2 separate regions of the Mus musculus genome follow, and region 2 is linked to region 1. The links are chromatin contacts, found by Hi-C or POLR2A ChIA-PET in ENCODE. All regions are on one chromosome and are shown on one strand. Each heading gives the region's core, a stretch centred on a gene start or an enhancer-like site at or near the end of the contact. The rest is flanking DNA. Distances are from core to core; before and after follow the strand shown. Region 1 has its middle 34 kb from the start of 2210417A02Rik. Region 2 overlaps Katnal1 (katanin p60 subunit A-like 1).

Region 1 (3,002 bases), core at 215-2,714:
ACATAATTATATGTCCTAGGCTCAGATACATCTGGCAGTGTAGCCGGCGGGTGGATGCCAGCAACCCATTAACACACACCGTCTTGTGACCTTATGATGTCTGTGGCATCACACCAGGAATTTCCCAGAATCCCTTAAACCTTATAGGATGGAGATCACACGGATCATCAGCTGTTGACGGAAACATCAGATATGCTGTGAGTCTGCCCTAGACAGTCAGGCTGCTGTGGAGACTAAACATAAACCCAGACAGCAAGAAGGCCGAGGTGAAAGAGAACGGCATTCTTGTAAACGTGTCCTGCTTCCCCGACACCCCCTGAACACAGAGTCTTTCCGTCTGCTTCTTCTGGATCCCATGTGCATTATCAGCCTGTGGGCTCCTGTCTCCTCCACAATCCCGTTGCAAGGCACAGGGCGAATCTTAGTGTCAATGACCGAATAGCGGAATGAAGGACACACAACCCGTTCATTCCTCTGCAGCAAAATTTAATTATTCCTAGGATACAGGCTTCTTCTGACAAGACCCTCAGAGCATCTGTGTACCATGATGATGTTCTGGTGGCAGCAGGGCAACAGCAGGAGCTGCCCCTGGCTTTCTCGCAGCGTCTTCGGAAAACACGCCATTAAAGCTGATGCTATGTGTGGGCAAGAGAAACGAGCGAGCGTCAATACCCCGATTTAGGATCTCTGTATAAGGAAGCTGGATCCTCAAAGGCAGAGCCACTCTGTCAAGAGCACAGATAGAGTAGATGGAAGCTGGCTGGCTGGGGTCCCTGTGTGGAACTGGCTCCACCACTTCCTAAGAACTGCGAGGTTTAGCTGAGCTCAGCGGATCTCTAGGAAAAGTTGAAGTGTGTGGACAGCTTTTATCTCTTGTGAAGTAAAAAATTTTAAAGTGTGTGTGTGCACGCTCACACACGTATGACCACAGAGGCCAGGAGAGGGTGTTGGATCCCTTGTAGGGGGGATCACAGATGGTTGGTTGTGAGTTATCTAATACAAGTACTGGGAACTGAACTCAGACCCTCTGTGAGAGCAGTGAGTGCTCTTAACTGCTGAGCCATCTCTCTGGACCCCAGTAATGTTTTCTTAAGGTAGAGGATCTGGCAAAGGGGGTGGGGTGGGGTGGGGTGGTTCCTAGCCTCCCTGCCATCCCAGGAGTCCCAGGGACTGATGGGAGTAATGGAGGTGGGTGTCTGGAAAGGGGGGCTATGGGGGTAGGGTGGGGGGTGGGCTATCTTTGCAGTCAGCATAGGGTCCTCACTAGCGCTACTCAGAGGGCTGCACCAGGGAGACAGCTGTCAGACCACTCACCCAGCACTGTGGGCTGGTTATGGTAATTTTTCTGACAAATCACAGAGGAGAGCTCAGAAGGGAAGAGCTCTTGTTCCAAGTCACCGAACAGTCTCACATATGCTCAAAAGCCTTCTCTGTACAAATAAAGGAAGTGCCACTAACTCCACTTTCCAGAGGAAAGTGACTCATTAATTGCTTACCCAGAGTCACTGGCAGAGCTGAGATTGAAAGCTCGGATGAAGGTCTGATGCCAAAGCCCTGAGTGGGGCCCTGGTGTAACACGGGGATGGTGAGGAGGGAGCTAGGTGGGACTGACAGCTAGTGTGGGGCCCTGGGTACCAGCCAGGAATGTGGAATTACACTAAAGACTCCCTTCGGGGCACAGCAAATGACTTTTTTTCCCCTCAAGGCCAGCAGTGAAGAACAACTGATTACAGACTGAGCTACAAGCCTCAGCCCCTGACTGAGGCTGTCACAGCAAGGAAGGAGCCATGCTGGAGGGTCGTGTGCAGAGATCCCTACAGAGTGCCACGGAATTAATTGTGCATCTTTAATGGAGTGCATCTTTAGCTGACCTAGGGCCCGATTCTTGCCCTTAAAGAGTAAATAAAGTCCTTAAAACTAGCAAAAGGTGATGTGAGGTCCAGTATGTAAAAGGCACGTCGCTCTTGACGCTTCGTCCTTTAACAAGATACCCTGGATGTTTTTTGGATGGCCCTCAAAGACTTTAAGGGGTTACCACATCCAGATAAGAGGGACTGTGGTGCTAAAAATATAGAAAGGGCTTGTGGAGGAAGATCTGGGAACTTTAATGGAAAAGCCTGCCGCTCTTAAGTAAAAATAAGGGGACCAGAGAGAGGACTGAGAAGCCCCAGCCCCAAGCCCAGCTTTGTCTCCTGCCCCCAGTGAGTGAATTGACTCTCTTTAAACCCTAAAAGCAAGTGGCTCCAGTAGATGGAATCCCAGGAGCACCCAATCCGAGGTGCAGAGGAGAAGCAGGGCGGGGCAGAGATACCTGGGGTGGGGGAGGGGTCTCTGCAGGTGCCACCACAGGAAGCACTCTCCTCTGTCACCCGTCCTGATGTGGCATGATTGGTTTTTAAAGCCTTTTAAACCCTATTTTTACACCGAGCACATTTCTCTTCTCTTTCAAAGGAACAAAGGGATCACACAGCCCACATGCCCTTCAAACTGGCAGCTGGGGAGGAAAGGCAGGGTGCAGATCTGCAGCCACAGAGAGCTGGTTCCCCCACGTCCGCCTCCTGCATCCGACAGAAGGGCAGCCAGCAGATGCAGGCTCCGTGGAGCCACCCATCCCGAAGGTTTCCAGTGCCCTGGCAACCAATTATTACAGTGGCATTCAGTAGTTTAGGGAAGGTTAAACCCCTGTCTTTCTCCCAGATACTTAGATGACCCTGGTCAGAAAGTCCGGTGTCCTTCCATGTGACCAGGGTGAACCCACTGTGACATGCTTTACCTGCTGTACGCACACACAAGTACTCGAAGGGTTTTATTACATTGGCATCTGCATTGCTTAAGGAAAACAATCTCCTTTCACTTTCTGGGTTTCTCTTAAAATGGAAAATATTAGCACTATTACTCACACAGTTATTTTAAAAATGGAAGGACAGATGATTCATCTCCAACTCCAGAGATAGAGAGTAAGTATTGGGGTGACTTCTCTGAGCCTTTGAGTTTTGGTCTCA
Region 2 (3,002 bases), core at 348-2,847, 190 kb after region 1:
GAAAGGATGATGGGAAGGAGGAGGAATCTAACAAGTAAAACCCTTTCCTGCACAGAGAAGTCGGTGCGAGCCTCTGAACGACCTGGCCAGTCAAAGCAAGATGGTGAAGGGAGAACTCTGAGGCTACAGCAGAATCACCGTGAAAGTGGGCGAGTAGTGTCATTATCACAAACATAAAATAGGGCGGGGAGAGCTGATACATACGCCGTGTGCCTGAGCAGAAGTAGTCCATTAGCTGCACTACTTTAATAAACAGACAGCTTTCAAGCAATGAAGCTGACATCTGGGACATGGGGTCTTCTACAGAACACTAGACTGGAACATCACAGAGTGACCTCAGAACTCTTTCCTTAGATTTGCGCACGAAGCACTAAGGTCAGAATTAGCAACCATTTGACAGTGTGAAGGCTGATAGACACTTTTCTTTTCCCTAAAGCAAAATAGTTAGCTTCTTTGTACTAATTTCTAAATTATTCAAATCAAGACAACTTCCGTAAGGATCTTTTGTGAGTCGTGCCTCTTATTCTATGTGAAGAAAATGAGGCTCTAAGTGACAAAGCAAATATTTATAGCTTGCAGTCAGTGACTGACACAGCCTGTCCCCAAATGCAAATAGCATGCGCATCTTCCTTTGCAGCTCCTCTCACTGTGGGACTGAGTGATTAAGACACAGACAGCTACTGCTCTGTGCCGTGCATTTTACAGACACATTGTTCAATGACCAGCTGAGAAATGGCTCGCACATCACACCACGTGGAGGAGGATTCCGGGAAATGTGGGCCACGAAAGCCAATGAGCTACTACTGGAACCACCACCCTTGGCTGCTGTTACTGCGGAGGCCGATAGGAAGCAACAGAAGAGGCGGGTTTCAGATCAACATAGGATTTTTCTGACAGCGTGTCCTGTTTGACAAAGATACTGCCTTTCTAGTCAGGCAGTGAACTACATACAGTCACCCGAACATCTCCGAGCTGTAGACGGCCTGTGGCTCTTTCTATAAAGCTGTTGCTTCTCCCATGTCCAACTTACCCTCTGCTGCCTGGACTCAGTAGATAAAAACAAATGCAAAATTTCTTAGACGTATCATTTCTTTCTTTCCTCCCTTCCCTGCCTCCCTCCCTCCCTCCCTTCCTTCCTCTTTTTCTTGGTGTCAAGATTAATTACATCCATGGTTGGGTAAGCACTCTTATCAAAGAACTACATTCTCAGCCTCAATATATCAATTATACATATTTAATTGTTTTTGTTTTTAAATGTGTCTGTGTGTGTGTGTGTGTGTGTGTGTGTGTGTGTGTGTGTGTGTGTAAGCCAGGGACATGAGATCCTCCTGGAGCAGGAGTCACAGGATTGTGAATTACCTGACCAAACTCAGGTCCTCTAGGAGAGCAACAAGTGCTCTTAACCATTGAGCCATCTCTCCAGCTCCAATATCTCTTCTGTAAACTGCTAATTCTGTATAATCTTTTTCATGCCTCTGTTTGTCTCCCACTGTCAGGTCAGTCTAGCAGCTGACATCCACAATGCTCACGGTGTTGGTGCCCTGGGAACCTAGCACATATCAGCACATTCAAGAAGCGAGGAAACTGGCAAACCAAGTCAGCCGCCCGTCCAAGCGGCAACAGCGGCCTAGGCACTCTAGCTGTGGGCCTGGGCTTGCAGCCAGTTTGTTCACAGGGCACACTGCTGCACATGGGGGCTGCTTCCACCCCACAGCAGAAACAAACACAGGAAACGTTAGACAAGGACGCCAGCCTGCAGCCCACCGGAGCCCTACTGCCCCACAAAGTAACGCAGGCAGACAATGCAGAGCACACTTACTGACGTGGGTGCAGCGCCCTACACTGCCCAATCAGGATACAAGGATTGTAGCAACAGATCCACAGCAAGCTCTGTGCTCACCAATATGCACACTCTTCCCACAATAGTCATGAGCAGGTTTAGTGTGCCAGGCTCTGTTCTAGGCACAGAATACAGCAATGAAGCAAAAAGACTGAGACCTCAGTGCTCATGAGGTTTAGGAGGAATAAATGAAATATGGTTGCTAAGACTTCACATTCAATCTTCCCATTTATAAAACACCACATTTAAACAGAGATCACAAACCCTTGGAAACTTGACAACCTTGAAACTGAGAAAAAGCTCAACAAAAATATACAAATTCTAAAATCAAGAGCTGAGGAATGCTCACGGAGCTCGGCTGAATCCCAGTAAAGGTGCTCACCCTGAGGGAAACACACAGGTGAGACAAAACCTCCCCATAACCCAAGAGCACATCTCTCAGACACCAAGATCATAAATGGGAAAAGAAATCCAATGTGGATTTAAAAAAAAAAATAGTGCCAACCTCTACATACGTGCAATTCAGCCACAGCTATAGAGATAAAAAATGCCGTAAGATTACAAATATGAAAATGGATAGATTGTTTAATGTGAGAAGACCAGAATAAGAGGGTCCTTAAGATACCCCACTGATGAAAAATAGCCACAAAGAAGTTTCCAGTCTCCTAAGTTATAAAGTATTCATACAACACACAGTAAATATTCCTGTAAAACCATGGCCCCTTCAAGAGACCAACGATGACAATGATGTTGAACACTGACAGTGGTGTGGAGACCTGTGCCTCCTACTCTGCCAGTCACAGTGCAAACTGCTAACACCCGCTTGCAAAACTGTCTGATGATGTGATGTGACCTCCCAATGTCTAACTTAGGTATCTCCCAGGACCCCACCATCCCACCCCTTAAGTGGACATTTCTGGTTTCTTTGGAGACTCAGTAGTGTCATGTGATGTTTTTCTGGAAACTGTCTTATGAGAGGATGTTTTACAGAAGCAGACACGTGAGAGGATGTTTTGCTGTGAACAGACACGTGATATCTTTCTGGAAGCTGTCTTGTGAGAGGGCACCTGATATAAACCCATAGACAGTGGAGGGCACTCTTGCATTGGTTCGCCTTACGCCGCTTTGCTGGTCTTCACTGATGGCTGCTTGCAAGCTATAA

Evidence for each region. A loop is a pair of places that touch in the nucleus more often than their neighbours do. ChIA-PET counts read pairs that join two places held with the same protein, here RNA polymerase II (POLR2A).
Region 2: a loop to region 1 is called in a map of regulatory T cell, with 2.0 times the contacts of the local background. The contact joins two enhancer-like sites. A Hi-C loop is called at or near these places in 1 of 37 maps with a recorded cell type or tissue (regulatory T cell). POLR2A ChIA-PET finds 5 or more read pairs at or near these places in 1 of 5 experiments (embryonic stem cell).

What each region holds. Positions count from the first base shown.
Region 1 is chr5:148,706,772-148,709,773 of GRCm38, forward strand. No RefSeq gene overlaps it. Among named protein-coding and RNA genes, the nearest start is that of 2210417A02Rik, 34 kb to the right of the region's middle. Within about 2 kb of position 1,465, at least 1 of the 3 ENCODE cell types and tissues checked has a DNase peak (open chromatin) inside an H3K27ac peak, as active enhancers do.
Region 2 is chr5:148,896,519-148,899,520 of GRCm38, forward strand. The region is part of intron 4 of Katnal1 (katanin p60 subunit A-like 1); the gene reads right to left. Among named protein-coding and RNA genes, the nearest start is that of Katnal1, 31 kb to the right of the region's middle. Within about 2 kb of position 1,598, at least 1 of the 3 ENCODE cell types and tissues checked has a DNase peak (open chromatin) inside an H3K27ac peak, as active enhancers do.